2 separate regions of the Mus musculus genome follow, and region 1 is linked to region 2. The links are chromatin loops, found by intact Hi-C in ENCODE. Cell type or tissue: left cerebral cortex. All regions are shown on one strand. Each heading gives the region's core, and the rest is flanking DNA. Links, peaks and the distances in the headings are about the cores only.

Region 1 (15,039 bases), core at 3,767-11,766, 250 kb after region 2:
AGGCAACTCCCCGGCTCCGCCCTTCCCGGGGGATTCTCTGCTCCGCCCCGAGCCTGTTCCCCTTAGCAACCTGGCTCAGGGCTATAAGCCTGGGGCCCCGACGCTGGCATTCTAGGACGGGCGTATCCTGGTGCAACCCGGGAATGGCGTGGGAGCGTTCGCGTTCCAAGACCAGGTCTCCGTGTGGAGGCGGCTGGAGCCAAGCACTTTCTGAAAATACTAACAGCTACCAGTGGTTGAACTTTTGCTCAAAGACAGGATGAAAGCCAACAGCTGTTAAAACTCTGCTCTTCAGTCCCTACCACTCCTGGGCTACTTTATTTGTACCCATTTTATTATTTGCACCCATTTTACAGATGCACAGCCCAAGCTTTAGAGAGGGGAAGTCGTGGGCTAGAGTCTAACAGCAGAGTCGTTCGTGAACCATTCCAACGTCTCGAATCATACTTAATACTTGTCCTAGCTTTTCTGGATTTTGGTCCTTGAAGAAGTGGCCCAGGCCAGCCAGCTGTGGTACAGCAGGCTGGTGAAGGGGTGGCAGGAGAGGGCAGAGGGCCTGAGACCTCCATGGCTGGCTTCTTCTTTGAGAAAGTGGTCTGCCAAAGATCTCCAGATGTCTGACACATCACAATGCACTACAGACCATGGATCTGCCTCAGGCAGGTTACCAGGTTAACAAGCAGGGCCATTAACCTGTGAACTGCTGAAGTTCTTTAGCAACACATCTCACTGGCATAGCAGTACAAGCCTCTGAGGGGAGGGTGTGGATGTGCTTGCTTTACCAGTGGGGCGCTGGATGCAAGGCTGCCCAGTGGTTCTCAAAGCTGTTCTCACCCTAGAAGCCCCATCGCTGCCTGGGAACTTGTTAGGTTCATGTTTGGGGTTTGAGGCACCCAGAAACAACTCGGTGGGAAACTGCGGTGGTTTGCTTTCACAAGGGTCCCAGGTAATTCCGAGTCAGCTTTGTGGTTGAGAGCCACTGTTGGGCATAGGGTAGGCTGAGACTCACTCACAGGGCCTAGGTAGACCTAGCATCTGTGTTACCCAGGGCAAAGTAAGTGCCTTTAAGAAGGGACCCACAAAACCAAAGCCAAAGCAAACAAAACCCTAACCTAATAAAAACACATTATTGGTTTATGAGAGACAGACAGACAGACAGACAGCATGGCATGATGGATCAGGAGTTTGAGGCCAACCTTGGCTAAACAAGTTTGAAGCCAACTTGGGCTGCATGAAAAGGGAACAAACAAACAAAAGGATTAATAACAAAAATATTGTGACAGTGGCCATTGGAAATAACTTTTTATTTACTTTTGGTCTCATGTAGCCCAGGTTGTCCTCTATTTCCTGCTGCTGCTCCTCCAACTTTCTGAGTGTGGAGATGAGAAGAAATTGTATTTACCAAGAGCTCAGTCTAGTGAGGGACTAAGTCTGGGATGATGCTAAAAAAACGGAAGTCCCTGCACTTGGGAGGTAAAGGTGAGAAAGAAGATTGGGGATTCATGGTCATCCTTGAAAACGGGTTTTCTACCAGTGCGATGTAGGCCAGATTAGACCAGGTTAGACCAGATTAAAATAGATAAAGGCTACTCCTAGGCAGGTTCACCCTATCCCAAGGAAGTGGACCAGGGAAGTCACGAAGCAAGGCTCACACAAGGGGCTTTATAGGCCTTAGGTGAGGGATGACGATGCGATGCGTCAGCTAGGAGCTGGGATCATGCCCATATATGGTCAAAAGCTGAGCCCCTGGGTGGGGCACTCTTGGGTGGGTTGCCCGAAATGTAGAGCTGAGGGGTGATGAATTACGCCAGAATTTTCTCCGATCAGGTGGGGTTAAGGAAAGAGAGCAGATGGGCCAGGGTGAGCAAGGGTTCCAACCACACATTTAGCGATAGGTCCCGGGTAATGAATTAATCAAACAATTTATAAACTAAGCTTAGGAAACAGGCTAGAGAGATGGCTCATGGGACAGGAGTACTTGTTGTTCTTCCAGAGGCCCGGAGTTTGTTCCCAGGACCTAAGTTGGGAGGCTCAGGACAGCTTGCAATTCCAGCTAAGTTTAGGGTACATAAACTGCCCTTCTCAGATGCTTGTCATTTATTCCATAAGATGCCAAGATCTAACCTTGTTCCCTGACACTATGGATGCTCGAGACCCAGAGCCATAGTGAGAAAATAGGGTGCTGTGGTGTCCTGGCCTGGGTGCTAGATCTTGACCTTGTCTAACTTTTGCCAAGTGGCCATAAAATACCTTCCTCCCCACCCTTCTCTGAGACCTCCTTGACCCCCAAGCTAGGATGTTTGCGATGGTGACTCACAGATGGCTCTTTGTGTGACAAGACTTGTCCTGAAGGGATTCTACATACACATCAATTCTCCCCAGGTAGGGAATCCACAACAGACCAAAGCATGGATACGCCCCAAGTCCAACGTGGTGAACCGATGAATCTCCAAAGCACAACCTAGACACAGGTGACATCTCTGGGAACCTGAGCACAAGACACAGCTTCAGCGAGCTCAGCAGGTTGGTGAGTGTCCAAGTGATTTAGCTGGTCTAAATCCCTTCCAGGTATCTCAGCCTGTTTCTTGGTCTGAGTCTTCTTCTCCTTTGTAGTTAACTTGTCTGAAACTCTTTGCAGCTTTATTGCTTACTCTGAGAGGAAGGGGCTTAGTGAATCTGGTCAGTTTCAGGGACTTCCTGAAGCTATTTTGAGTTGTTTGCCTTCCTGTTTAACTTGATTCCCTGAAAGATGGGTTGTTTCAACCTGAGAGGAAAATGGTACACAATAGGCCAAAGACCTGGGTCCCATCAGCCCCTCCCTAGCCCAGATAGTTCCTCCACTACCAATTTGCCCCTCCTATTTAAATCCTGTTGGCAACCCTTTCTTGTTAAGGCCACTCTAGACTGGAGATGGGGGCAGTCTAGAGTGTCCTGTGGGAAATAGGGAAGTAGGTGTGCAGCTTCTGGAATTCCTGCCACACAAGAGGCACTGTCTGCTGCACTCCTGCTGAGGTTTTCTCCAAAGGCGCTGACATCCTGGGGTTCTGGTCCTAGTGTGCAGGCCTCGTTTAGCACAAGAAACCCAAGCTTAGAATACAGTTTCGATAAGCATCCTTTTATGCTGAGCAGGTCACAGACCAGACAACAAAAGGTTCATCCTCCTGCCTGACCATCATCCATCCATCAGCAAGACCATGCTCCAGTTTGGACTTCCTGGATTCTGCAGCTTCATGCAGGAGTTAGAGCATGTGAGGAGATCAGCTCGGGTCCATAGCTGGGCCCACCCACCTGCTTCTCTTCCTGTCCTCAGTGTCACAACAATACAGGATTCAGTCGTGAGGATACCCCAGCCCATCTGCTCATTGCTCCACACAGCTACTGCCTCCAGAAGTTGAACACCTGTGACAGAGCCAATTATCTAGGGATAGAGGAGCCAAGAGGCTTGGGTTGCCCTTGAGGCTGTATTTGGGCCAGCTGAACAGAGACTCCCCGTGTTTCTACACAGAGGCATGGTCAAGATGATCCTGTAGACATAGTTACCACTCTTATCTGAGTCGGTGTCCTTGTCCCTTAGAACTTGTGCACAGTATCTGGGACTGTAAGGGCGGGGCCTGGGTAGATATAGACCCAGCCACTCATTAGCTAAAATGGATGGATGTCCCAGTAATGTTGACTCCCTTTCTTCCAGCCTTACCTGGGGGCATTTTGCCAGGAAGAGAAACAGCCTTCTAGTGAGAGACTCCCATCTGGTGTGAAATCCTTAGGCCATTCCAGAGGCAAAGCCAAGGAGGCCTAGAGAGCTTAGCAGAAGATCTCAAATGGCCAATTGGAGGGTGTGGGGTGGTGACTAAACTTTTAAAGAAGTATGGCCTTAGAAGAGTTTCCAGGCCTTAGAAGAGTCCACTGTCCCCAAGATGGTCTGAAGTCACGGACAAGAGTGTGGGTATCAGGTTCTCATCTGTGCCTGGATTCATTAAAGACCCCCAAACTTCTGCACAGCTCAAATACAAGAGGAAGAGATTATTTTTCTCTCACTGTTATTATATTCACCCATTTTGTATTACTATAACACAATACCTGAGGCCAGGAGACTTATAACAAACTCTGTTTCGAAACCACATCCGGTGATGTTGATTTTTGACAGGGTTTCCACCAGCACAGGACAGCACAGTGCAGGGCAGGAAATGCACAGTGTGTTGTCTTGGTCAGTGTTCTACTGCTGTGAAGAGACACCACAGCCATGGCAGCTCTTAGGAAAGCATTTACTTGGAACTTGCTTTCAGTTTCAGAAGTTTAGTCCATTATCAAAATGGCACTGAGTATGAAGACACACAGGCAGACAGGATGCTGGAGAAGGAGCTGAGAGTTCTGTATCTGGATCCGTGGACAGCAGGAGAGACACTGGGACTGGCTTGGATTTTTGAAACATCAAAGGTCAGTCACTCCAGGGAGACACACTTTCCCCAACAAAGCCATACCTCCTAATCCCTCTTAAATGGAGCCACCCCTGTTGACTGAGCATTTAAATCTATGAGCCTATGGGGGCCATGCTCATTCAAACCACAGCAGTACACTTCCCTGTAGTCACAGAACTCAGGAGGTGGAAGAGAGAGTTTGAGGTCAGGGTCAGCGTCAAGAAAGGTGGGAAGGGGAAGAGAGGAAAGAAGGAAGGGAGAGAGGAAGGAGAGGGAGAGGAAGGGATGGGACAGTCACAGTGCCGAGCACAGGCCTCCCTTCCTGTCCCTGAGGCCTCCAGGCAGTTTGGCTTTCTCATAGCAAGCCTTCTGGTTTCCGAACACTTGGAGGGTGATGTTAAAGCTGCGATGTCTTGATCCAGCCTTGGAAGTCAGGTTGTGTCTTCCTTCTCATTCCATAGTGGAGATCAGGCAGGAACACTGTGCTCAAAGGAGAAAATGGTGGCGCCTCCTCTGAGAAGGCCGAGTTCTAGGGTAGCTGCCTTGAGAAACTGCTGCAGGCTTCCTGGGGGTCCTCAGAGACATGGGGTGGAATTCCCTTTGACGAGAACTGGGAATCTAAATGAAATTGTTTTAGAGCAAGAACAAACAGTCTTTTAGAATTTTCTAGACAGAGGAAACCCTTCCTGCCCCTTGGCCAGCCCTGTTTCCTCGGCATTGTGAACGTGAACAGATTTTTTTTTTCAATCGCCCTAATAATGCTCATTCTTAGGATGCCTGCTTCCCACGTGTGGGGACAGAGGTGCAGAAAAGCATTTCCCTGATATCAAGATGACAACATGACCAACTCTGTAGCACCTCACAGATGATTTCTACCAGCCTTAGCTACGGAAACCGCACCCCAAGAAGAGCTTTGAATTAGCCATATCCAGAGACCTGATTCTGCGCACCCAGCACAGAACAAACACCCTTCCCCCAGAGGTCCACTCTAGATGAGAGAGCTTCCCCAGGGGTTGCTAGCCGCACCTAACTGTCATAAAGGATGCTGGCCCCAGAGCTCAGAGCACACCTCCATTGCACCTCGGTGCCTGCCCCATGTCTGAGCCCATGAGTTCTCATCAGTATCGCCTCCAGTCTTTTGGGCCTGCTTGGGACCTTTACTTTCTTGGGCTGTGGAACCATAATGTACTGACCTCGAAACCAGTCCTGGCTGGGTTACAGCCAGGACAACAAACTTGTTTCCACTGGAGAGCCTGGGTGCATTCTAGTAGCAGTGATTTAACCAAAGACCACCCAGACCTGATTTTACTCACTGCCCCTTGCTACGTCTGAAGGTCTGGGGAAAGCACCCACCTTGGCCTGAGGTGTGTGGCTATTAGCCTTTCCAGGAAAGTGACGGTGGCAACCGTGGTTATAAACGTGACCAGTTAACAGAACCTAGCAGCCCTGCCTTCTGTCTGTGCCAGGGTGGAAGCCAGTGGCCCGAGCCGACCAGAAGATCGCCTGAGCCGAGCAGATGAGCCAGAGCCAATCAGAGGAGCACCTGACTCCCAGCTTTATATTACCATTTTTTCCTTTTAATTTCTTCTTCTCACATATATTACATCCTGACCACAGTTTCCCCTTCGTCCCCTCCCCCTAGTCTCTTCTCCTTTCACCTTTGCTCAGAAAAGAGCACACCACTCCAGAGCATCAACCAGACATGCACAACAAGCTACAGTAAGTAAGACAGGCACATATTCTCACATCGAGGCTGGGCAAGGCCACCCAGTAGGAGGAAATGAGCCCCAAAGGCAGGCAGAAGAGCCAGAGAGAGCCCCTGTTCCCACTCTTAGGACAAGACCTAGCTCAGACCCCTGCAGGTTCCCTGATCTCTTTGAGCCCCGTGAGTCCTGGTCAGTTGATTCTGTGGGCCCTTTTGTGTGATGTCCTTGATCCCTGCGGCTACTCCAGCCCTTCTTCCCCCTCTTCTGCAGGACCCCCGAGCTCCGCCTAGCGTTTGGCTGTGGGACAGTGCACCTGTTCCCATCAGTTGCTTCATGAAGTCTCCCTGGTCTCTCTGGGGACGATGATGCCAGATTTAATAACGGGATGCTACACTCTACATTTCATGAAGCATATTCATTATTTGGTGATCTCTGCACCTGGGTCACTAGTCCATCAATGTCTTCATTCACAGTTTCCTGTCAAAACTGCTTTTTTTTTTCCTTCGCAGGCATCAGCTGGACCCCAAGGTGGGGTCTAGGCACTCCAAACCTTCATGAACCTACACCTTAGTAGCTGTGAGTTTATTTATTCTTTTTGTTTGCTTATTTGTTTGTCTTGAAACCGGCTCTCTCTATTGTGTCTCTCCGGCTGTCCTGGAACTCACTATGTTAAGCAGACTGGCCTCACAGAAATCCACCTACGTCTAGCTTCTAAATGTTATTCTATTTCTTTTAAAACGTATTTATCCATTTATTTATTTTGAGACAGACCTCACTACATGGACAGAGTGCTGGGATTAAAGATGCGTGTCACCATGCCTGAACAAGATCTGTTTCTATGATTCTTATTTAATGTATGCGCGTGTGTATGAATACCGTTGAGTGTGTGGGCTCCCAAGGAAGCCAGAAGAGGGTGTCTGATCCCTTCAACTTCAGTTTTAGACTGTTGTGAGCTGTTAGCGTGGGTGGGTGCTGGGAATTGAACCGGGGTCTTCTGCGTGAGCAGTACAAGGTTTGAACCCAGTAGAGCACGCTGGAAGCCACTACCCACGGCCCTCACGTTCCCTGTGAGGGCTGCTGGGGTAGCAAAGCTGACACAGAGGAGCCCCGTGCTGTGTGGCTTTTTGTGGGCACATGTGAGCAAACATCTGTTCACCTCAGCGCAGGCACACACAATACCAAACCAAAGAAACAGATCCAGCCAGGAGTTACTCCAGAGAGCACGAGTGACTCTCAGGCAGCTGTAGCAGCAACAGAAGCCCTTCCCAGAAGGGGCGGAGTCTCAGGAAGGCTGCCTCCTGGAGCTCCTAACACACAGGCAACTCTACTGGAGTCTCTTCTTCCTGGCAAAGATACTTTATAACTGCAGGGAGGAAGGGGTCTTGGGAATCCTGCACCCCGCGGAGCATCAGGAGCCTAGATCGCCTCCCTAGCAGTCTGAATCTTCCCAGCCTCCTTCCTCCCCGCGGGAGGGGAAGTTTCGGTTCAGAGGAAGCAGCTGCACGAAGCTCCCTTAAACAATTTCACGTCCACTCCCCGTCCACCCAGAGGTGGATGAGAAGGTGTAGGAGAGGGAGAAGCAGGAAAGACAGCCCCTGCTCCCCCCAAACACCTGAGCTGGGGGTGGGGTACGCACAGCAGGAGAGCTTTCCCCAAGCCAAACCCAGGGTCAAACAAAATACCCTCAGCCTCCAGCTGGTACTCGCTAATCCCCATGCTCCAGAGAAGGCAGGCCAGCCTGGTCTACATCTGTGGTGTCGGTAGCCCCAAAGCCTATGGTGGGGCCACATAGACGTTTCCTCCCTGAGACTTGAGTTGGGAAAGTTTTGAGTCTGTTGCCAGCATTTAAAAACTGGGAGATTTCACATTAATATTCAACTGTTATGTTTTCTGCGGTGGGAAAAAAGAAAAAGGAAAAGAAAGAAAAAAGGACTCTCTTGATGTGAGCTGGGACTGGGTAACAGCTGCAACCTCTTGGTAGACCCAGGCTGCTGCTGGACAGACAGCCCTGGGCCACAGCCAGACAGAGGGGGCTGCAGTTGGCCCACTCCAGTTGCAACATCCAGGGTCCAGATGGCCATAGCTTCTGAGCCTCTGACACTCACTTCACCCATGTCTCTCCTTTCTGTCACCTGCAGGGTTCCTATGGGACATGAGTTCCTAGAGGAATCCATAGATACTGGTTACCCTTCATACTGTGTCATGCAGTGTTCTGGTGTGGGATGGCTCTCACCCAGGCTGCTTTCTTACCATGTTACCTCTGCACTGGCCCCTCTGTGCTGGTTTCCTCCCCAGTGCTGGTTTCCTCACCCCTGAGCTCTTGCCAGTTACAGGAAATATGAGGGAAACAGCTCCTTGCTCTAAAACGAGGTCATCTACCTCCCCCTAGTGTCCACAGTTGTCAGTGCAGCGAATCTTCTGGCCTGTATCTCTATCATCAGGTGTGTGTGTGTGTGTGTGTGTGTGTGTCTTTTGTGAGAGACAGACAGGGAGACATACAGGGATAAAGACAGAGTTTGTGTTTCTGTGTGTGTTGTCACCTCCTTCAACTAGTTAAGGTCTCATGTTAACTCCCTATGGCTGGGAACCAGAAGAAAGAATTTGGACCCCACCTAAGGCTCCAACTGCAGACATTCTCCCTGTCTCAGACCTTGGTCACACAGGTCAGTGCTGGTCTGTGCACAGCACAGTGCCCTGTGCCTGAGGGTGATCATGGCAAGAAAAATGCAGTTAAAGAACAATTGCAGACACATTTGAGTCATTGAGGGGAGGAGCGGACCTGGGTGGGAGAGGTAGGTTCAAGCCTGGGGTCCAGGAGGGAATCCTCAACCACAAGACAACAGTGCAGAGCAGATGTGACAGGTGTCACTGTGCCCATCCTCTGTCAGGAGCCCCGGGAGGGAAGCGTAAACTGTGGCATGACCACTGCCTGGCACAGCCAGCAGGGCCTAGGAAGCCCCCCGAAGACCCAGTTTCTTCCTGGCATTCCCTTCTAGATCCCAGCCTGGGCAGTGGGTCTGTGGGGCGGGGGAAGCCTGCACTACTGCATCCACACAGCTCTCTAGAGAGCCTAGAACTTGTTAGTCTCCTGCCTCAGTCATCCACGTGCTAAGATGACAGAGTTAAGTCTCCATGGCTAGTTAGATCTGTATTTAAGGACTGTCCTTGCTCTGCAGAGGAGAAAACAGAAGGGGAAAGAAGTTCAAGTCTCTGACGGTGTTCAAGTCCAGTCATCTTGACTCCAGGAGCTGTCAGCCATGTCTGGTCAACCAGTCAGTACCCTCAGTGGCTGGTGTCTGACAACTTCTGGGTCCCCAGAGAGAAGTGTGCAGGACTAAACAGCAAGCCATGAAATCCCAAAACTGTTGAATAAATAGATATTCGTCTCTTTAGGGAGAAATTCATCTCAGGTGTTTTGTCGGAGAGACAGGAAGCAGACTAACACAGCAGGCCTGACTCCAGCCCTCAGAAAGCCTGAACCGAAACCTCTGTCGTGCACACCATGTGCAATGGTCTATTTCTGTTCAAGGAGCCTCTTCTTTGAGCTCCAGACTTCTTGTAAAGCAGTGTCATATGTGGGGCTTTACTGCTGTGAACAGACACCACGACCAAGGCTGCTCTTATAAGGACAACATCTAATTGGGGCTGGCTTACAGGTTCAGAGGTTCAGTCCATTATCATCAAGGCAGGAGCATGGCAGCATCCAGGCAGGCATAGTGCAGGAGGAACTGAGAGTTCTACATCTTCCAAAGGCAGCTAAGAGAAAACTGGCTTCTGGGCAGCTAGGATGAGGGTCTTAAAGCCCACACCCACAGTGAGACACCCACTCCAACAAGGCCACACCTACTCCAACATGGCCACACCCACTCCAATAAGGCCACACCCACTCCAACAAGGCCACACCTCCTAGTAGTGACTCTTCCTGGGCCAAGCTTATACAAACCACCACAAGCAGGAAGAACAAACTCAACACTATGGTGTTATAGACAGATGAGTGAGGTGTGGCCAGGCTTCAGGCTTTGTAAGGTGGGTGTGGTTCAAAAGAAGAGACAGTGAGGACCATGGGGGCGGGGGCGGCAGCTGGCGATGGTGGTGACAGAGATGTTGCTGATGGTGATGCTGGTAATGGTGGTGCACAGTACACAGTGGTGGTGGTGGTGACTGCTGTGTTCACGGTGATATGGCAATGGGTAATGAATGGTGGTGTGTCTGTGAGAGACTAGGGGCCACCATGTGATGATGGTATTGATGCATAGTGTCAGCTGGTGATGGCGTTGATGGAAATGATGAGGATGGAGGTGATAGATGGAGATGATGCTGATGAGGATGTCAATGGCACATCGGTATGGCAGTGGTAGAGGTGATGATTGTGGTGATGGGGATGATGAGGAAGATGGTGGTGATGGATGATGCTGGCAAGGGTGGTGATGGAGGTGATAATGATCATGGCGGTGAGGGCAATATGTCAGCGGAGGAGATGACAGTGGTGACAGAGATGATGGTGATGGTGGTGGGGAAGGTGATGATGACTGAGAGGATTAGGATGGTGGAGATGCTGGTGGTGATGGAGATGATGGTGATATGGGTGATGGTAGTGATGGAGTGATGGTGATGGTGGTGTGGAAGATCACGGTGATAGGTGGTAGTGGTGGATGTGGTGGTCATGGTGGGGAATAAGATGACTAGGATGGTATGATGGTGGGGATGGTGGTGATTAAGGTGATAGAGATGACTGAGGTCATAGCAATGATGGTGGCTAGGATTCAGTTGCTGGGTGGGACCGGACATTCAGAAGATGGAGGTATGGTGGGTTATTTTGTTTTTGTTTTGGGGTTTTGGTTTTGTTGTTTGTTTATTTGTTTGGTAGCATTGATTTGAGCTCTTCCATTGCTTTTCCAGATCCTTATTTCTTTTGTTTTTCTAGATGACGCTTTATTACTTCCTTCCAGCTGTTCTTGGGTAGGTATGTCCAGACATGTCTCTGTTTACTCACCGCCTGTTTCCCTCATGGGCGCCCTTGCCAGCAAGTCCCTCTTTCTGTTCTCATTTTAGTCAGCCACAGCACCTGCCATGCTGGCCAGGCACCCACCCTCTGGCCCATCATCCCCATCTGCGCTGGAGCTCAGCAGCCATGCGAGAGAACTGACCAAACTCACGGAGCAGGCACTTGGCTCAGTCGGGACCAGTCGCTGCTGTGAATCACCCTCTCGTGGGTAGTGGGTACTCACTCCCAAGGACCAACAGCAAGGGTGTGGGGAATGTTGGCACTTCTAATTGGCGTATGTTGTCTGCTTAAAATATGCTTTTGTCGTAACATTTTCAGACAAGAAGTACCACCACTGTCCTCATCGTGGTGACGAAGTCCCCGGCACTGGCATCTTGAGGAAGACTTCACTTTGGCTCACAGTTTGAGGGCACAGCATGGAGGCGCAGGTGTCAGGCGCTCTCTCGGGGTTGTTGTGTACCCTATACCTGGGGAACCTGTCTGTGGGATTGGTGCCATCCACGGCCAGAGAGGGGCTTCCTTCCTCAGTTAAGCCGTTCTGGAAGCACTCTCATAGTCCTGTCCAGATTACGTTTCTCATCAAGCCGATGAAGAAACGCAAGCGGCAGGTGCTTATGACGTTCTTGGGTCATTTGCCGCCCTCGTCCCTCCTCTCACAGGTTCCTTTTGTCTTTCAAGATAGCCTCCTGTGTTTTGTGGATTTTGTTTGTTTGTTTGTTGTTGTTTTAATTAAGGTGGGATTTCATTATGGAGCCCTGGCTGTCCTGGAACTGGCTGTATAGACCCGGCGGGCCACAAACTCACAGAGATCAGCCTGCCTCTGCCTCTCGAGTGCTGGGATTAAAGGTGTGCACCCCCACGCTCAGCCTGTTTTCAAAGCTTTATTTCACATATGAGAGAAAATCAGTGGTGCTTGCTTTTCTGAATCTGAAATTTGCACAGCGTGATGATCTCTTCAAGGCCAAATATAAACTCCACTGTGTCTCTGAACCAATTCTCTTCAGCCCTTAAGCCTTTGCACTTCATAGTCTATTTATCCCGAAGGGACTGAGGTTAAGGGAGAGGGAGGGAGGAACGGAGGGCGGGCCTAGCATCTTTCCGGCAGCCCACAAAACCATGTTATGCTCATATGCCACCACGAGGTGGCGCCCAAGCCCTTATAAAACACACGCGATCCAGGCTGCAGAGACCGTGCTGGGATTATTGCCAGCTCTGCACCAGAACTTTGCGATAGAGCTGCGGAGGGCTCCACACAGGGGCAGCCAGTCACACAGGGGCTTTTCTGATACCAGCACAGTCCATTCAGGTATCTGAGCCTCAGTTGAGTCTCCATCACTCTGGGACAGGAAGTAGGTGAGCTGCCTGGCTTTAGGCCTGAGAGTCCATGGAGTTTGGTTCAGCTTCTCAGTTCCTAGTCTGTTTTGAGTTGACACCAATTGCTAGGAAAGCCCGGGGCCTTGACAGAGATCCCTGCTTCACAGATTCTGTCTCTCTTGGAGGAAAGGAAAGGAGATGGGAAACTCTTCAAACTTGCATCTAGAAAGTAGAGACCAGGACTGTTGGGCATTCAAGGCAGTGCCAATTCTTAGAGAAGATGCCCTCGGGATATCTCCCCCTCCTTCCTAACCCTCCCACCTCTCTCTCTCAGCCCACCCTCACCTCCAGCTACCCCTAGCCTTGCACCTTGAACTTCTCTAATCCTGCTTCCATCTCTCAAGTGATTAGAGTCTCCCAGGTTTCTGTGGTGCTGGGGATGGAGCCAGGACTTACTGTGTGCATGGCAGGCAAGCACTCTGCTGGTGGAACCCCACCCCAGCACCAAGTCCGGCTTCTCAAGAGGCACCCAGAGCTACAGGGATAAAGGGTATGGGCCCCTGAACCTCTCTCACCTCTGTTCCTGAGCCTTCTTAGCTGTACAACCCAGGAAAGCACCCACACCCCACCCCACCCCCACCCCCAGCTCTATGACACTGCTACAACCTAGGTAAGTCCCCTCAATGTGGAATGGGAAAAGGTCATCTGCAGGATGACCTATAGCCATATCCTCTACTGCCTCCCCCATTGTACATAGGAGCTGGAAATGGAAGTAGATAACGCGAAGTCTGTCCTGGGTGGGGGACAAAGACCCCTGTCTCAGTGAAGCCCTCCTGGATGTGGTCCATAGCCTGTCCAACAGCTGCTGAGCTGGGCTGCTGCTCTGGGTCCTGACCAAATGCAAGTCTTGTTGACCCCAAATCTCTACTGTCCTTATATACCCCAGCCTCCCCTTACACACACACACACACACACACACACACACACACACACACTCCCATCCCTCTGACCTTGGAAGGGATTCCAAGAGGATTCTGTAAGCTTTGTCCATCCCCATCACAGATGGGCAATATGGGTGACAGGAGCCAATGGGCTGGTCCCAGATCCTTAGGCTGTCCGCCCATCTATAGTCAACCTCCACCCAACTCAGAGCCACTCCCTAGTCTCCTGAGAGTGGACCAGATGTCTGTGAAGGGACACTAGCCTGAACCCCAAAGTCACCACTCTCAAACTGTCCTCCCACTGGTAATTAACTCTGGGCCAGGCCTCCGTAGCTCCCAGGACACGCAAGCTGGGACCTCGCCCAATGTCCGGATTCCAGAAGAGAAGTGAAGCCAAGCCCCTGAGGTCATCGCCGCCTGTGCTGGTCAGCACTGCTCCCACACACTCTTCCTAGGTCCTCATCCCTTGGAGAAGGAGCTGGAAGCCTCAGAAGGTCTACATCTGCTGCTGTCAGCTTTCAGCAGTATGGCCTAGAGAAAGCGGCTTCCTCTTTGACCTTCAGACCCCTTTCCCCTGAGACCCCTGACTCTTTATCGAGATAGCATGCATGAGTGCCCAGTGCCTTATGTGTCATCGATAGATTCTGTTGTTCTTTCAAGCGTCCCCAAAGGAAGAAACAGACACTTCTTTTTCTGGAACCCCAGGCTCCTCTATCTGATATCGACTCCCGGGTCTGGCTCCTCTGCTATTCTCGGTGTGATACCATAGTCCCCACCTCTATCTGCCCCGCCCTCCTCAGCCATCCTTCCAGCTCCAGGAGGTGAGTGGTCTTCAGCCAGGATCACTCCTGTGTGCTGCAGTGTCCAGATCAGGGCTGGGCACGGGTGACCTCCACCTCCCGTGCTGGCTCTGGTTGTGCCTTGCTCTTTCTCTGCTGTGTTTCCCTGGCTTAGATTCCTTTTCCTGTTGAGAGGCAATAAGACCTTGTGATAACTGAGAGCCCAATCTATACACTCAGGGTGTCAGCTTTTTAAAGTCTATCCACCAACCCTATAAGGTTGTATGTGGATGGGGACATTGGGGCATGAGGAAACTTAAGTAGGTTTAAGGTCATGCTACTAGCCGGTGGTGAAACCAAAGCAGATATTGGGTGTGGTGGTAGACACCTGTAAGGCACACTTGAGAAACTGAGTCAGGTTTGAGGCCAGTCTGCTCTACACAGCCAGATCCTGACTAACACACGGACAGATACGCACATGGTAAAATCTAAAAGTCCAAAGATAACGAAAGTTCCAGGGATCCATCTTAATAGATCAGTCCTCACTTCCTGGTGGTCAGTGCTACCAGGCTGACCAGGGACCGTCACTCATGTAGGCTGTCGGAACCCAGCACTGAGCCAAGGCTGCCTGGAGCTAGGACAGCTGCTGGGGTTCTGCCACCTGGCGGTCACATTGGGAATTGCACCACTCCAGCTTGGTCACTTCTTTTTGTTTGTTTTGTTTTGTGGTTGCACCACCAGGCCTGACCTCAGAAAATTAAGATTTAACTACACCATTGAGGCACCAGACTCCCTGACAACCCATCCACAAGAATGCAGGCAATCACGCCTCACGTTCCATCGCTCCATCCTCTGCACGTCTCCAGCCCAGACACCTGC
Region 2 (15,039 bases), core at 3,675-11,674:
TACAGAGTGAGTTCCAGGACAGTCAAGGCTACACAGAGAAACCCTGTCTTGACCCCCCCCCAAAAAGAAGTGTTCTTACTTGGCCAGAGTAAGCTTCCTCATAAATAGAGTATATGCCTAAGGAGTGCCTCCCCCATCTTATTTGGAAAACTCAGCCTGGAACCACAGACCAAATTCTCACCCCAGCCTGAATCCAACTCATTTCCTCTGTCAGTGTGATCTTCTCACTTCTTTGGTTCTTAGAGGCCAAGGTAGCCTGTGCCACAGCCAGAATTGTTTACAAAGCTCCAGCCCACCTTCAGACCCTCTGGGCAGACATTGCTTCCCCCAGCTTTGCCCATATTTGAGAAGTGTCTCCCCGCCTGGGGAACCCACCTGCTTGTTTATGAACGGATTCCGTCCCAGCTGGCACTCCTCCCTGCTCAGCACCACTCCATCTCGAGTCTGGGGTTCCCTCCGACAGCAAGCCTTGGGCACCTCCTCAGTGTCCAGCGTCAGCAGCCGAAACACGGAGGCCAGCTTGAAGTCTTCAGGTCCGTTGACCCCACAGCAGCCAAACTAGGAGAGAGCCGAATGTGGGAGCTAGTGAGGGACTGGAGGGGACATCAGCCTCTGCCAGGGCCAAGATCCCTCTGCCCTGCATATGACTGCGGTAATGACCTGTGTTCCTGAGCTTCTGGGTCTTCTCTGTAAGAGGGACATGGCCGTATGTTCCTTACCTCACCAGCACTTGGTAAGCAGTGCACATATAGATGCTATGATTTTATATTGTGCTGTGCTATTTATTATCTTTACTCCGGCCTGTGTATAACTGTTCATATGCAGATGTGTGTGTGTGTTGTGGGATCATGTGAACATATGAGTGGAAGCCAGAAGTCAATGTCAGGTGTCATTCCTTAGGTGCTGTCCATCTTATTTTTCAGACAGAAGCTCTCACTGGGACCTGGGGTTTGTAGATTAGGCTAGGCTAGCTGGCCAGTGAGTCCCAGGGATGTGCCTGTCTCCACTTCTCCAGTGTTGGGCTTATAAGCATCCATCATCGTACCTGATATTTTACATGGGTGCTGGGGACCAAACTCAGTTCCTCCTACTCACACAGCAATCACTTTAACGACTCACCCACCCCCTCAGCCTCTGTACTGAGTATCGCTAACATCACTCACAATGGTACTGCGTGAGGACCTAAGTCAGGGGCAGTGGACTGTGATCCACTAGCCTTGACAGCTCGGAGTGCTGTGCAAATGACGATGCAGAGGTCAAGAGTAGGATCAGTGATTCTTGATGGATTGTTGATGCCTGGTCCAGGCAAGGGACTAGGAGGGCTCTAGAGGACAGGCTTTTTCATGTCACATTATGGCTCTGAGTGTTCACGGCATCCCACGATAATATGGGGAGGGGCACTCACTGTGATCATGACTGAATTCCAGGTGGCAGAGAAAACATCCGTATCGTTATCGCCTTGGTAGTGCTTGGTAAGCTCCTTGGTGAAGAACTCTCGGGTGAGCTGAGGACAAAGTAGAGGGTCCTGAGTCCTCCCAGCCTGTCTTTCCCAAGGTGATACTAAGCTGTTCATTTTGGGCAGGCACCCTGTTCCCAAGGCTTGGAACTTTGGTGTGTCTCATCATAGGCTGAGAGAAGCGTGTCTGTATTTACGGGCTCATCTAACTCCAGGATGGGACACACTGGGAACCCTGCTCAGCCTTGCAGCTCTCCACAGAGGATGAGTGTGTGGGTGTTTGGGAGCTGGAGGACATGATTGCCTGTCATTCTGTTCTTCAGAATCAACAGTCATGGGGCCCAACCTACAGGAAGCCACAGTGTGGGTAAAGAGGGATCCCTTCAATCACCCATATCTACCCGCTATGTTCTCAAAGCCACTGTTCTCAACAGCTTCCTCAGGCTGGCTCCTTGTCCCAGGCTGGCCCATGTCTTATCCTTCCATCCCTCCTGAAGCCCATCTGTCTGTGGTACGAGGCCTTGTCCTCTAGGCTCAGGGGAAGGAGCTGGCTGAAGCCTGTGGTGTAGGCTAAGCAGGGAGAGGCTGGTAGCCTAGCAAGGCACACAGCATGCCCAGACTGGGTATATCCTCTCCAACCCCATGACTATGTGACACCCATCATCAGGCCGTCACTGGGGTTGGATAGAGATTCTAAAACCAAGCTGGAGCCTGTACCAGGTGCTCCAGGAGTGGGGACCCTTAGGCACCCCTGGTCGGGGCCTTCTGGAATTACCCCTATAGGAGACCCCACTTCTCTGGACCCCAATGCATTCCTGAGGTGCAGGTTATGTTTAGACCCAAGGCCCTGGATGAGACAGCTAGTTCTAAGGGTATCTTTGAGGAGGCAGGGGTCACTCGGTGCCCCTCAGTGCAGCAGGATGGGAAGCTGAGTGGTACATACGTGTTCTCTGAAGATGAAGGCCAGGATGGCTGCTGAGAGCTCTACCAGGAAGATGATCAGGATAAACAGGAAGAACTGCAGAGAGAGGGCAGCTGTGAGGCCCACGCGGGGCGCCATCTTACCACACATCCTTACGTGAGAGATAGGATGTTTTCATCTTGTTAGACAGACCTTCACTCCCATTAAATCACCGCTTTCATAACAAACACGCTGATGATCTACCCTTGGAGCCGCAGAGTAGTGACAGAAACTGTGAGCAGTGGAGACAGATAAATCTGTCTTCTGAGCACATGGTGGCTGAGAGAGGCCACCCTGTGCCGTGTACAACCTGAGCAGCCCTGCCTGGTGGCCCTGGGAGGGGGCTCCCTTTGGGGACATTTCCCTTGGTGAATTCCCAAATTTTTGGGGATCTGAGGCTGGGTTTCCTACCCTGGCAACCCCAAGGCCACTTTTCCCTGCCCTAGTCTCTCTGGTTGATGTGGAAATAGGAAGCCATGCTGTCTTGAGTGGAAGAAGGGAGGAGTGCTATCTTCAGCTGAAACAGAGGCCCAAGATGGGCAGAAAGGTAGTGAGATTCAGGGAGGGGCGTTTGATGTCTCACACAGAGCCCTGTCTGCTTCACTCAGTAAATTCCTGTGTTTCACAGATTAACCTGGGTGCTCTGGTGTGGGGCCCTCCCATGCTGGATGGTTCCCTGTGCCCAAATTAAGCTCCAGCCTCACCCCTGAGAGGCCTTCTTGACTTCTTCCAGCAGAGGGGGCCCTGTCTACATCATAGCATCAAACAGAGGCACCCAGCTGCTGCAGGCTACCTTCCCCCAGCACCTGAGAGGTCTCACAAAAGACTAGATCATCACCATGACCCTGTCGCATGCTGTGTGTCTCAGGCTCTGGTCCTCACCAGCACTGTTTTGGAGCTGGCTCAAAAAGACAGGAAGAAGCAGTTTGGCCCATCTTCCTCAGTACCCTTGCAAACTCCATTCTCACCCCAAATGGAGCCACCAACAGAGGTGATTCAACCAGGAGCACACACAGAGGCTGGTTCCTATGTCCCATCCTGGCCACTTGGACAAGCTGTAGAACCTTCCTCTTTCTAAGGACTTGGCCACTCAGTCATGACCTCCTGGGTGCCCTGGGCCATGGTGGATGCTTTTGAGAGCTCTGTGTTGAGCAGCCACTGAGAGAGTATCCTTTTTCAGTGCCCCGCCCCGCTGAGAGATCTGGCATTTCCATTTGGCTGGTCATCAGCCCTACTCAGCATGGCCATACAGGGCCTCTCCCTGCTCTGTGGCCTCCCTGACTGTTGGCAGGTCCTCAGGTGACCCTACAGTGACACCTACATTGCCAGCTGTGGCCAAGATCACAAATTATGGGTAACACATGCACAGCCACTTTCCACTCTGTGTGACTTTGCATGAGAGCCACCTTGCTGATCTCTTGGAAGGCCACTGAGGACCAATGGAAGCCTGAGCGCCATCTAGGAGAACAGGGACTGGCATGCCACCAGCTCAGGGTTACAGGCCACTCATGGTGGTCTGGTTTCTGCAGCTTGAGGGAGGGGCAAGTACCATGGGCAGCAACCCTCTGTCTTACTACTAAGAGGAGATGGTGGTACTGCAGTCTGGGGGTGACTGACTGCACCTGGTGGTACTGCAGTCTGGGGGTGACTGACTGCACCTGGTGGTACTGCAGTTTGGGGGTGACTGACTGCAGGAGCTGCCAGTTCTTAAGAGTTATGAACTGCTAGCAGAGTTGTGATTGGCCAGGACTGAGTATTTTTGTTTCCTATGTATCAAGTGAGGTCAGGAGCCAAGCTAAGCAAGACGCACATTGTCCCAGTGGATTGTGACCATAGAATGATAGCTTGGAAGATCTGGTCATCTTCATTTTACACATGAAGAGTCTTAGGTTCAGAGAGGTTAAACAGCCAGCCTCAGGACACACAGCCCAAAACATCAAAGCTCAGCTCTTTTGCTTTTTAATATATATATATTTTAAATTTATGTTCTTTTTTAATTGTATGAGTATTCTGTCTGCATGTACACCTGCATGTATACCAGAAGAGGGCATCAGACCCCTTTATAGATGTCTATAAGCCACCATATGAGTTCTGAGAATTGAACTCAGGATCTCTGGAAGAGCAGCCAGTGCTATTAACCACTGAGCCATCTCAACACCCCCTTTCCCCCAAAGCTCAGCTCTTACTGACATCTGATTGTCTTTTCCTTGTGCTTCATCCCAAAGCTTCTATTGAGTGTCTGCTCTGGGGTCCTCTGGGAATGGGCAAATGAACACATACAAGGCAGCCACAGGCCCATCCTGCAGTGGACTGCACAGAGCTGATGCCTAGAGAGATGCCAAGAAGGCAGATCCAGCTTGGGAGAGGGGAAGAGAAGCCAGTCCAGAGGCAGGGAGCCTGGGGGCTCCTACCTGCTGAATCTCTGCCCAGCCCAGGGTGTGAGCTTCAAGAGGAAAGAGCAGGTTGCAGTACTCACAACAGAGACAATGCTACACCCTGCCCCCACTCCTTCAGCCCAGTGACTTCCTCCAGTTCCTGCAGCTTCCTGCTTAGGGACTTTCCCCAGGGGCCATAGGCTGCCCTCCCAGGGAATTCCCATCCTCTGACTGCTGTTAAACTGTGAGGTTAGCAGAGCCTTGGTGTCCTTACTCATGGGGAGGGGCCTGAATCTCCTTTTTGGTAAGCAGTCCTCAATTTCAACAAAGTACTGCTCATGTATTCGCTTCCCCTCCCCCTCCTTCCCTCTCCATTCCCCTCCCCGTCACTCCATCCCACCCCACTGCCCTTGTTAAAATTAGATTCTTCAGGTAAGTTGGCCACAGGGGTGTTTGTGACATTCAGAGGAGACACACAGGAAATGGCTGGTGTGGGGGACACTGACCTACACATGCGCTCTTGTCATTAGCTAAGCTAGTCATTAGATGGCTGGTCACAGGGCCAATTGTCCTCAGACTTGGGCTTCTCAGTCCCAGAAGCAAGCAGGGGTTGCTCTGTACCTGGGCCTTATTGTGGCTGACCTTGGGGCCAGGGTCCCAGGATGAGTAGAGCTACAATGTTTGCCCTTTCTAGACAGCCTGGCTAAGGAGGAAGTCAAAAGCCTCCAGGAAGCCCCTAGATGCTACTAGGGTCTGACTCAGTGGCCATCTTCTACAGGAGCAACCACACAACCAGCTTTAGGCTGGAAAAAAGAACTGGTTTTAGGTTCCGGACCTTTTAGAAAACCTTCCAGAAGGACTCGGGATGTAGCTTAGTCAGCAGAGTGCTTGCCTAGAATAGGAGAGTTTCTGGGCTAGATTACAGAACTGCAGAAACTGGACATGGGGCACATCTGTAATCCCAGCTCTTGGGGAGGTATTGGGGTACCAGAAGTCCAAGACTATTATCCTCGCTCCCACAGAAGCCTGGGCTAGTGTGAGAGCCTGTCTTAGAAAAGCTTCTCAAAGCTTCTATGCCCCTCAACTCCACCCCACTACACACATGCCACCTGTACATGTGTGTGCACACAACCTACATACTACTATGTAATTCACCAAAATCCACAGCAGAGGTACACATACCATATACACAGGGCAGACATACATGCACACGTAATAAACTATATAAAACTACAGAGGGTGCCACATACCACACACGTACACACAATATACTTGTGTATATACTCACATATATGTTCACATACTTAGAACACGTATACATGCCTCCATCCCTAGTGCATCTCTCTTGCATATGATTTTGGCCTGTCCAGATCTATTCTGGGTTGGGGCCTGGTTTTGATGGCAGCAGTCTGAGGCATAGCATTGCACCCTGCCTCTGACCCACACTGACTTTAGCCTCGTGTGAACTGGGATTGGGATAGGGGTGAGCGGGGAGCACAGAGAGGTGAGGTGATAGCAGGAAGAGAAGCTGAGAAATGGAAGAAGGTAAAGAGGAGAGGAGGGGGAGATGTAGAGATGAGCAGGCCCAAGTGGAGACGGAAGGTCGGAGAGGACCCGGCTGGTGGTCAGCTCGAGGACTAATTCAGCCTGTCCGCAGCTCTCAACCTTCTTAAACTTCATGCAAAACAAACGCCCCATTTTTCTCTCCCGCTGGCAGGGTTCAGGGCACACTTAGCCGAGGCTGGCAAAGCAGCCAAGCACAGCCTGCTCTCAGCCAAGAGCACAGGCTGCCTTCCGGGCTTGGCTGCAGAGATGGGCCCATTAACAGTGATGCATCCCTTGTGGGGAGGTGAGGAGGGGAAGAGGCACGACCTGCCTGCCTTCTGGATCCCTTTCTCTCTCTGTGTCTCTCTCCCTCTCTCTCCCACTCACTCTCTCTCACCCTCTCTGTCTCTGCCTCTCTCTGTCTCTCTGTCTCTCTCTCCCCCTCTGTCTCTCTCTCTCTCCCCCCTCTCTTTCTGTCTGCCTCTGTCTCTTTGTCTCTCTCTCTCTCCCTCTCTCTGTCTGTCTGTCTCTGTCTTTCTGCCTGTCTCTGTCTGTCTGTCTGTCTGTCTCTGTTTCTCTCTCTCTCTCTCTCTCTCTCTCTCTCTCTCTCTCACTGTCTGTCTTTCTCTGCCTGTCTCTGTCTCTCTTTCTCTGAGACAGATTTTAACTCTGTAGCCCAGGGTGGCCTTGGTCTCACAGTAGTCCTTCATTAGCCCCCTTAATTCAGTGCTGGGGTTACAGGTGCACACCACCATGCAGGGCCCACAAACGCTTTCCATGCACACATGCATATGTTCACTTAGCACACAAAGCATCACGTTACCTTAGGTCACTTTTGTAACCCCTTAGTTTTGGTTCATCCTCTCATATACCCCCTTGACGGCCCAGCTCGTCACGCTTTTCCTTCCTAGCCCCACCCCTTCTACATCATACACATTCTGCTATCTTCCCATTCCCTCCCTCTTTTTGCCTCTCTAGGGCCCCTTGCTAGTTCTCTGGCCTCTACCCAGAACTTACTCCCACAGAAATACACATAAATAAAAATTAGAAGCTCGGATCTGCCTGAGAGAGAACAGGAGCTCTTTGTCTTCCTGAGCCTGAGTTACCTCACTTAATGCAATATTTTCCAGTTCCACTCATGTTGCCTGCAAACTTAATAAATTTCATTTTTCTTTATGGCTTGATAAAATTCCATTGTGTATATGTGTCACATTCTCATTACCCATCCATCTCCTGACTATCGTGAACAGAGCAACAGTGGACACGGATGAGCGAGCGTCTCTGTAGGAGGATGCAGAGCCCTTTGGGTACACGCCTAGGAACAGCACAGTTGGGTCATCACACACTGAGACCAGATCTTTCTTAAAGCCTCTGGGTCCCCAGCCAGAGCTGCTACAGGCAGGAGCTGACTGACAGGGAAGGGGACAGTCCACCAGGGGGCACCAGCAGGCTTCTTTGTCTCTCCCAGTAAAGTTGGCCATGTTATACTGTGAGAAATAAAGGGAGCTACAGCTCCCCTGCCGCTCGTGTCACAGGCCATTGCGCTTCCTCTCTGGGAGGTGGAGCACACAGCTATGATAGGAATGAGCCACATGGGGATGTCTTAATCTGGGAGAAGCCCCAGGCCAGATGTCTTTCTCTAGCATGCCTGGTACCACTGACTGTAGGAAAGACAGTTTCACTGCTTGTAAGGCAGTGCCTTTGATCTCTGAACTCATGGCTGTATCCACCGCCAGGGAATCCCTCTGGGGTCTGAACCCAGTGGCCTGCCCTCCAGGAGTGAGGCACTGGCCAGCGTTTCCTGCCCCCAGCTCCTGGGCCTGCTGTTTTCTCTGGGCCTTCACCCATAGTTTGTGAAGTAGCTCCCCTACAAGGAAGTCCTTCAGTCCACCAGCCCAGGTGACCCTGAATTGCATGCCACCTACACAAAGGGCACATTTGCAAGTTGAGTAAGCATGCACCTCTAAGCAGGAACCCTGCAGCAGGTCCAGGCTCAACATTCTCACCCACAGATACTCCTGGGTGAGAAACCCACCTACCAAGATGGGGACAGCGAGCCTCCCTCACTACAGCCCAGGGGAATCCAGAGAAAGACTGTCTGTTGCTGTTTGATCTGCTTAGCTTCAGCCTCCAACGGAACTAGTCAGTCCCTTGCCGGTCAGAGATGCCATGGCCAAGAGGTTAAGAACCCAGAGGGGAAGCACAGAGCAAGGCGCACGCTCACAGCCAGGGTTGCATCCTTTGTGGTTATGTCACCTCTCACAGCTTGGGCATGAGGGAGGGGACAGTCACTCCAGGGCCCTGACACATCTCTAGCATGGAAGGAACTGCAAGGGTTAACCCCAAAGCAGGAGGAGAAGGTTGTGATGGCTAACACGGACTGGAACTGTCACCTTGAGAGGGTCTAGAATCACCTGTGGCCATGGCTGTGAGGGATTTCTAGGCTGGGTTCACTGAGAAGGCAAGAGGTGCCCTGTGTGCACACATCACCATCCCACCGACTGAAGAAGAGAGTGAGCGGTACATTAGCACGCCTCTCTCTCTGCTTCCTGACACTGTGACCGGCTGCCTCAAGCTCCTGCACCCATGCCTTTCCCTCCAAGACACAGTGTACCTCCACTATGAGCCAGATGAAACCTTTCCTTCCCTAAGTTGCCCGTGTCTGGCATTTTTCATAGCCCTGAGAAAAGTGACAAATGCAAGGGATTAAGAAGTGGCTTCTTTGGAAAGCGATCCATCGTCTCTACTCTGGAAATGGAGAGCTGTGGGGTGAGTGGTCTGGCCAGCAGCCAGCTTGGCTTCATTACTCCCAGTTTAAGATCAGGGCTCTTGAAGGAAGGAGAGTATCATAGCCAATGCCAATGTCTTCAGTAGACCCTGAGAAGCCAGGCTGTTTAAACTCGGAGACCAAGGCCTCCCAAGAATTGTGGGCAGAGGCTCCATGAAAAACAGGCTCAGGAGCTGGGGTAGCAAAGCCTGAGAGCTGCCTTGTTCCCAGAGGGTGACACACTCAGCTCAGACGCCACGGACACTCCCTGAGCGTGAACACAGCCAAGTGTGCAGTGGCCAAGGGCATTGGCTTGACTTTCTGAGGTGGGGAGGCAGGGGAACCAGGGGAACTCCAAGAGATATGGTGGGACACCCCAAGCCAGCACAGAGTCACTCTAAGTATTGGGGGAGGCAAGGAGTTAGACCTGGGGGTGGGGGGGAGATAGTCTTAAGAGGCAGCTAAGAGTCTTCCAACACTAATGTTCCACCAAGCAGCCTCAAACTGCTTGTCACTGCTGAGCCATGAATGAACCAGAATAGCTTGGGCCTCTCAACTGGCCACAAAGCCAAAATGCAAACTGGTGTCAGTAAATAGTTACTAACTTTGTCCTGGTGACACAGTAGCATAGTTACTGACTGACTCTCCTTCCGGGTGACACAGTTACTGACTCCTTCCTGGTGATAGTAAAGACAGTCACTGACTCTTTCCTGGTGACAGAGTCACCGACTCCGTCCTGGCCCCAAGCTAAAAGGTAAGCCTATGAGTGCGTGGTTAGCTATCACCTATCTTTAAACAGCCACCTTGAGTTTAGGGCTACTCAGAGCAGACCCAAAGTTAAACCAAGGCTAATAGAATGTGGTTAGTTATTTTTTCCATGATTTGTCTACAGAAGTGGAGAGCAGTTTTCTTATCAAAAAGCTCAAGTGTCATCCTGGGCAGACTCAGTTTTCACACCCACCTCAGAAGCCTCAGTGGACCAAGTTTCTCTCTCTCTCACTCATGTTCATCTTGACCCCCCCAAAGTATATCTTCCTATTTCTGCCAAATTCCAAGCTTTCTCAAACTTTCTTTTGGTGTCTGATTCATGTTACTCTGGAACAGTATCCTTGACCTTAGGCCTCCTCACCCAGGATGGGATAACTGTCTGGTTCTTGAGTAACAGATGGCCTGACAGTTCAGTGTTCCAATAATAGGTGGCCTCTGCGCCAACCTCCTGCAGGGCTGTGGGCAAGTAGATGGACACCACAGGGCTTCCAGACCACTGACCACAGTAAGCGCATCCTGCGCCTGGCATATAGATACTTGACCACTGAACTACATCCCCAGATCCCAGGACCCAGTGGCCTTTATGCTGACAACCACCCTGGTGGGAAGAACATTTTGGTTTCTGAATCCAGGTTGGGCTTGGTAGTCAACAGCCCTCTATCCACCCCCCCCTACCCCCCAGACCAGCCACACACAGGTAGAGTCAGGGTGGGGGATGGGTCACTCACAAATAGCAGCAGACACCTGTTCTCTCGGACAGCCCCGCAGCAGCCCAGGAAGCCCAGAAGAAACAGCAGACCACCCATGGCCAGTACGATGTAGGCACCGGTGGTCAGCAGGGGGTTGGTAGCCACGATTTCTCGGAAGCCGGTGGGGTCCACCAGGACCCAGATGCCAACACCTAGCAGGCAAGCGCCTCCCAGCTGTCCGTTGGCAGGCATGAAGAAAAGAGGACAGACAGACAGTGAAGTCAGGTGCTCCTTCTACACCGCCCCCCCCCCCAAGTGAAGCCTGAGCCAGCAGAGTTGGGCAGGATCTCATCATGCTAAACCCAGATCTCCAAGGCCCACTGGCCGCTTTGAGCCTCTGTGGAGCTCCTTGGCCTTCAGTGTAGCTCGCACCCCCCTCTATCTGATGTCTAACCCATTTGCCACATCAAGCCGTCCATGAAACACTGTGCCCCTCAGGGCTTACTCGTGACTTTCATATGTTCCTTAAATGTCACAGACCCAAGCTTGTGAGGCTTCCACACTGTGGCCCAGGGGAGGCCAATGACTCTCAAGTTCATGGCAGAGTCAAGGCTGCAGCCTAGGTCTGTCTGACACTGAACTGCTCCATGGACAAGCTCTGAAGGTGAGGCTGAGCTCCCAGTGGCCACGCTAGGGGGCAGGGTTGGCCCAATGAGCACCCATTCTTAAATGTGTGCCCCAAAGCCTCTCACTGATGTCTTTGTGTGGCCCATCTCTCTTTGTGCCTTGCTTATCGTGGGACAGAAACTACTTAGGCTGGAGCAGGAGGCCATGTCTGCTGTTTATTAGCAGTGTGACTTTAAGCGGCTGACTCTTTCTGAGCCTTTGCACCATCGTGTTTAATCAGCCGCTCAAATTCCCGCCTCACACAGCAGCCCCTGCAGAGCAGTGATGGCAGATTTCAGTGGGCAAGACTTCCCAGTTCTCCTGGGTGGGATGGATTGGAAGTGGGTCTGCTGTGTGCAGAACTGTTTTGACATTGAATCTGGGACTAACAGGGCTTGATGTTCCTGGTGGCTCAGGTGAGGCTGGGGAGGGGGATGCTCTGACGGCTCTAACTGCTTCAGGGGGGGTCTGTGAGCTGTGGGTAGAGGTGGAAAGCTGGGTGAGAGCCATTAGTTGGTAGGTGTGTCGGGCATGGTGAGTAGAGAGACTGGATAATTGAGCAGGCCAGAGGAGAGGATGGCACTGATGGTCGTCTGCTACATCCTAACTTCTGATCAATTTCCCTATTAATTTTCCAATAAGGTCTGCTCCCCTCATCACTGTGGGCGGCTTCGGGGTTCCATAGTCATCTGTCGAGGGCTGACAAGGAAAGTCCAGGCATCGCCAGCATGGGCTGGGGTCCCCAGCTAGGAGAAAGCCACTTTCCCATCTGTAGGCTGCTTAGCCCCAAGGTCCAGGAAGTGGGTCCCAGGGAGACACAAAAAGGTATGAAAATGGACAGGCAGAAATGCAGACAGCCTGCTGCTGCCAACAAAGGGACTCTTCTTCCAGGACTGTCCTGAGTGAGTCAGCAGTGGTGCCTGAGGTGGAGGGCCTGGGTTGCTCAGGGAAGCCCATGGGGTCCAAGAAGTTGGAGAAGGGGCTTGGCTACTGAAAGGAGTTGGGGGCCTGAGTAGGGCCTTGAGAGCCTGTTAGCAGGGGGCAGGCTGCCTGATACCAGAGCCTCTCTGTTCCTTCACACCCAGCCCAGAGTTTGGAGGGAGATGGGAGAACCATACTGGCCACATTCGTGTCACCTTGTTCACTGATCTTGCTAAGTTTTCAAAAGGCCCGCTTTGGTAAGTCATGAAGACAGGACAGTGTTCAGGTTCAGAGTGGTGGAGTGTGCTTCCAGGCTGCAGAGCTGGGATGCCAAGACAGCCTCCTCCGAGACGCTTCCAATTACAAGGCTGGTCTGCACTGCTCCGAGGTCACTGCTTGATTGAGGGTGGGGGTGGGGGTGGGCAGGTGCACATGCACGTGTGTGCATATGTATGCACATTCATGTGTGTGACTGTGCACGTGTGTGCACATGTGTGCATATTCATGTGTGTGACTGTGCACGTGTGTGCACACGTGTGCACATTCATGTGTGTGAGTGTGCACGTGTGTGTGCACATGTGTGCACATTCATGTGTGACTGTGCACGTGTGTGCACATATGTTCATATTCATTTGTGTGACTGTGCACGTGTGTGCACATGTGTGCATATTCATGTGTGTGACTGTGCACGTGTGTGCGTGTGGAGGCCAGAAGTCAATCCCACGTGTTGTTCCCCAGGAGCCACACACACTGTTTTTTGAGACAGTGTTGGGTTAGGCAAAGCCTCAGGGGTGTCCCTCAGAGCTGGAGTAATGAACAAGTGCCACCACACCTGGCTTTTTATGTAGGTTCTGGGTACTGAACTTGGGTTGTAAATGAACCATCTTCCTAGTCTGTCTAGCATATCCTTTGCCAGAGGCTGTCCCATCTCAGGGTCTGGCTGAAATGTCTACTGTGATGGGAATGGGGGTGGGGACTCAGGAGTTGGGCAGTCAGTGCCAGGTCTTCCAGGAGACCTACTGGTCAGGCACTTCTGCCTGTGGATATTCAGCCTTCTGTGGCTATTTCAGGGAGAAGGCTAGCCTTGTCATCAGCAGAGGCTAGAGACCCAGGGGAGGGGCTGGAGAGAGGCAGGAGGCACTTACAAAAACGAAGAAATTGAAAACAAACATCAGATACTTCATGCAGCTCAGACAGTCGCCCTCCATGGTTCTTCACCTAGAAAACACAAGGCCATTCAATCCTTCTGGAGACACTCAGGTGGAGCCCAGCCCCAGCCCCCAGGAGACCTAGTAACCATCCTCTTTTAAGATCTGCAACTGGGTGAGACCAGATGGAGCTTTAAGCTGGGGCCCTAACTCTCATCCTCTAGTTCCCTGGCTCTGATCTGTCACCCTCCTCTGAGGTGCATGCCACACACCACACAGACACATTACACACTTCATATACCACACACACACACACACACACACACACACACACACACACCTAGAAAGAGACAGTCTCTGGAATGTCAGGCCCTCTGTGATACTCACTCCACCAAGCCCACAGGACGTGAGGAACAGCTATAATGAAGGCTGCGAGGACAGACCAGTCCTACCACCCTCAGGATCTCCGTGGACTTTGTTTTAGGGTCTAGACCCCAAATTCCTTGGAAATGCTAGGCTCTCTGGGGACTTGCAGAGATGAGGATTAAAAAGCCTAACCCTTGGAGGGTCCGTCCCTCCATATTTGGCTAGAGGCTCCATCCTGCGATGCTTGCTGAACACCAGGGACCTCACTGCAGCAACTCAGGTTTGTAGAAGGATGGGGATTTCCACTGGGAAGCATAGCTGTAGTCAGTTGTTCTCTGATCGGATTCCCTAAGGCCAGCCAAACCCTAATTATCTTCAGTATCTCCCACACCCCGACACAGTCCAGAACTCAGCCCTCTATCTCCAGCTGGCTTAGGGGCCAGTGTTTTGAACTGGGAGAAGAAAAGTCCCCCGAGGAGGAGACCCTGTTTTTCAGATTGCTGCAGAGTTCTCTGGTCTGCATGACTGCAGAACAAACCCCATGAGAATGATGGATGTTTGACAAAGACAGGATTACATAGATAAAGTCCTTTAGTCTTGGCCCGGAAGGATGGGAGCAAGGCCAGCGTCCAGGGCCAATGTGATCTGGTGTGAAGCCAGGCCTCTCACTGTGGGTGTGGGGCAGGGGAAGGGCAGTGGCGAGCAGGCTGGAAGTTGCTTCCACATGGCCCTTCTACAAGACAACCCAGGGATACGGGAGTGACAGTGTTGTCCAGGGCTTGGATATTTATCCCAGAGATCCCTCACCCAAGCCCAGGAGGGTCCTATGCTTATAGATGCATGCCATCCAAATTACTGCTTTAGGTAGAATAAAACCTTGAGGCTTTGAGGGGTGCTTCTGTCAAACACAACTAACAATTCTAAGCTTAGAATTGGCCTGGGATACTTCACGTCACTAGCACATCTTATGGAAGTCGTCATTCGTTTTGAAGAGTTGAGAAGTACTAATGTGGCCAGTGACCATGCCATGTAGGCAGCCAGTGATGGGTCCTACCTGGGGCAGCACAGCATTGTGTAGGCACCACCCACTATAGAGGTTGTGTGGCTACTCAGAAGCACCAAGCCATGACCAGTGTCACCGAGACACTTTCAGTGTCCGGGACAGACCAACACAGTGGCACCAGTTAACACAACTTCATGAATGAATGAATGAATGAATGAATGAATGAATGCATGCATGCATGGTGGGAAAGAGACAAAAAGGCAAGAGTAAGCAACCCAGAAACGGGGACCCGTACTCAAGAAAGAAACAGGTGGGGACAGATGATAGAGAGTGAGCAAGGGGGACCGCAAGGAAAGACACATAGATTGGACAGA

What was found. Hi-C counts contacts between places; a loop is a spot of excess contacts. Peaks named below come from ENCODE experiments on the same cell type or tissue, not always from the same donor. Only the 100,000 strongest peaks of a DNase experiment are listed, where the experiment ranks them.
Region 1: a loop joins it to region 2, with 6 times the contacts of the local background. A loop is called at or near these places in 28 of 42 quality-filtered maps.

The regions. Positions count from the first base shown.
Region 1 is chr2:93,462,929-93,477,967 of GRCm38, forward strand. Gm10804 (predicted gene 10804) reads left to right here. Exons shown (of 5, transcript NR_040532.1): 3 at 2,383-2,527; 4 at 4,284-4,434; 5 at 5,188-6,946. It also overlaps a transcript of Cd82 not described here. Among named protein-coding and RNA genes, the nearest start is that of Cd82, 7.9 kb to the left of the region's middle. In left cerebral cortex, for the core only: CTCF peaks have their summits at 6,423 and 8,496 (motif pointing left); DNase peaks (open chromatin) are centred at 6,423, 7,392, 8,500 and 11,319; H3K4me3 peaks cover 555 bases.
Region 2 is chr2:93,209,419-93,224,457 of GRCm38, forward strand. It overlaps Tspan18 (tetraspanin 18), which reads right to left. Exons shown (of 10, transcript NM_183180.2): 4 at 13,294-13,366; 5 at 10,601-10,795; 6 at 2,400-2,474; 7 at 1,406-1,504; 8 at 376-558. The coding sequence starts at 13,356. Gm32824 (a long non-coding RNA gene) reads left to right here and starts at 9,792. Exons shown (of 4, transcript XR_001783414.2): 1 at 9,792-9,858. In left cerebral cortex, for the core only: CTCF peaks have their summits at 4,442 (motif pointing right), 7,775 (motif pointing right) and 11,237; a DNase peak (open chromatin) is centred at 7,772.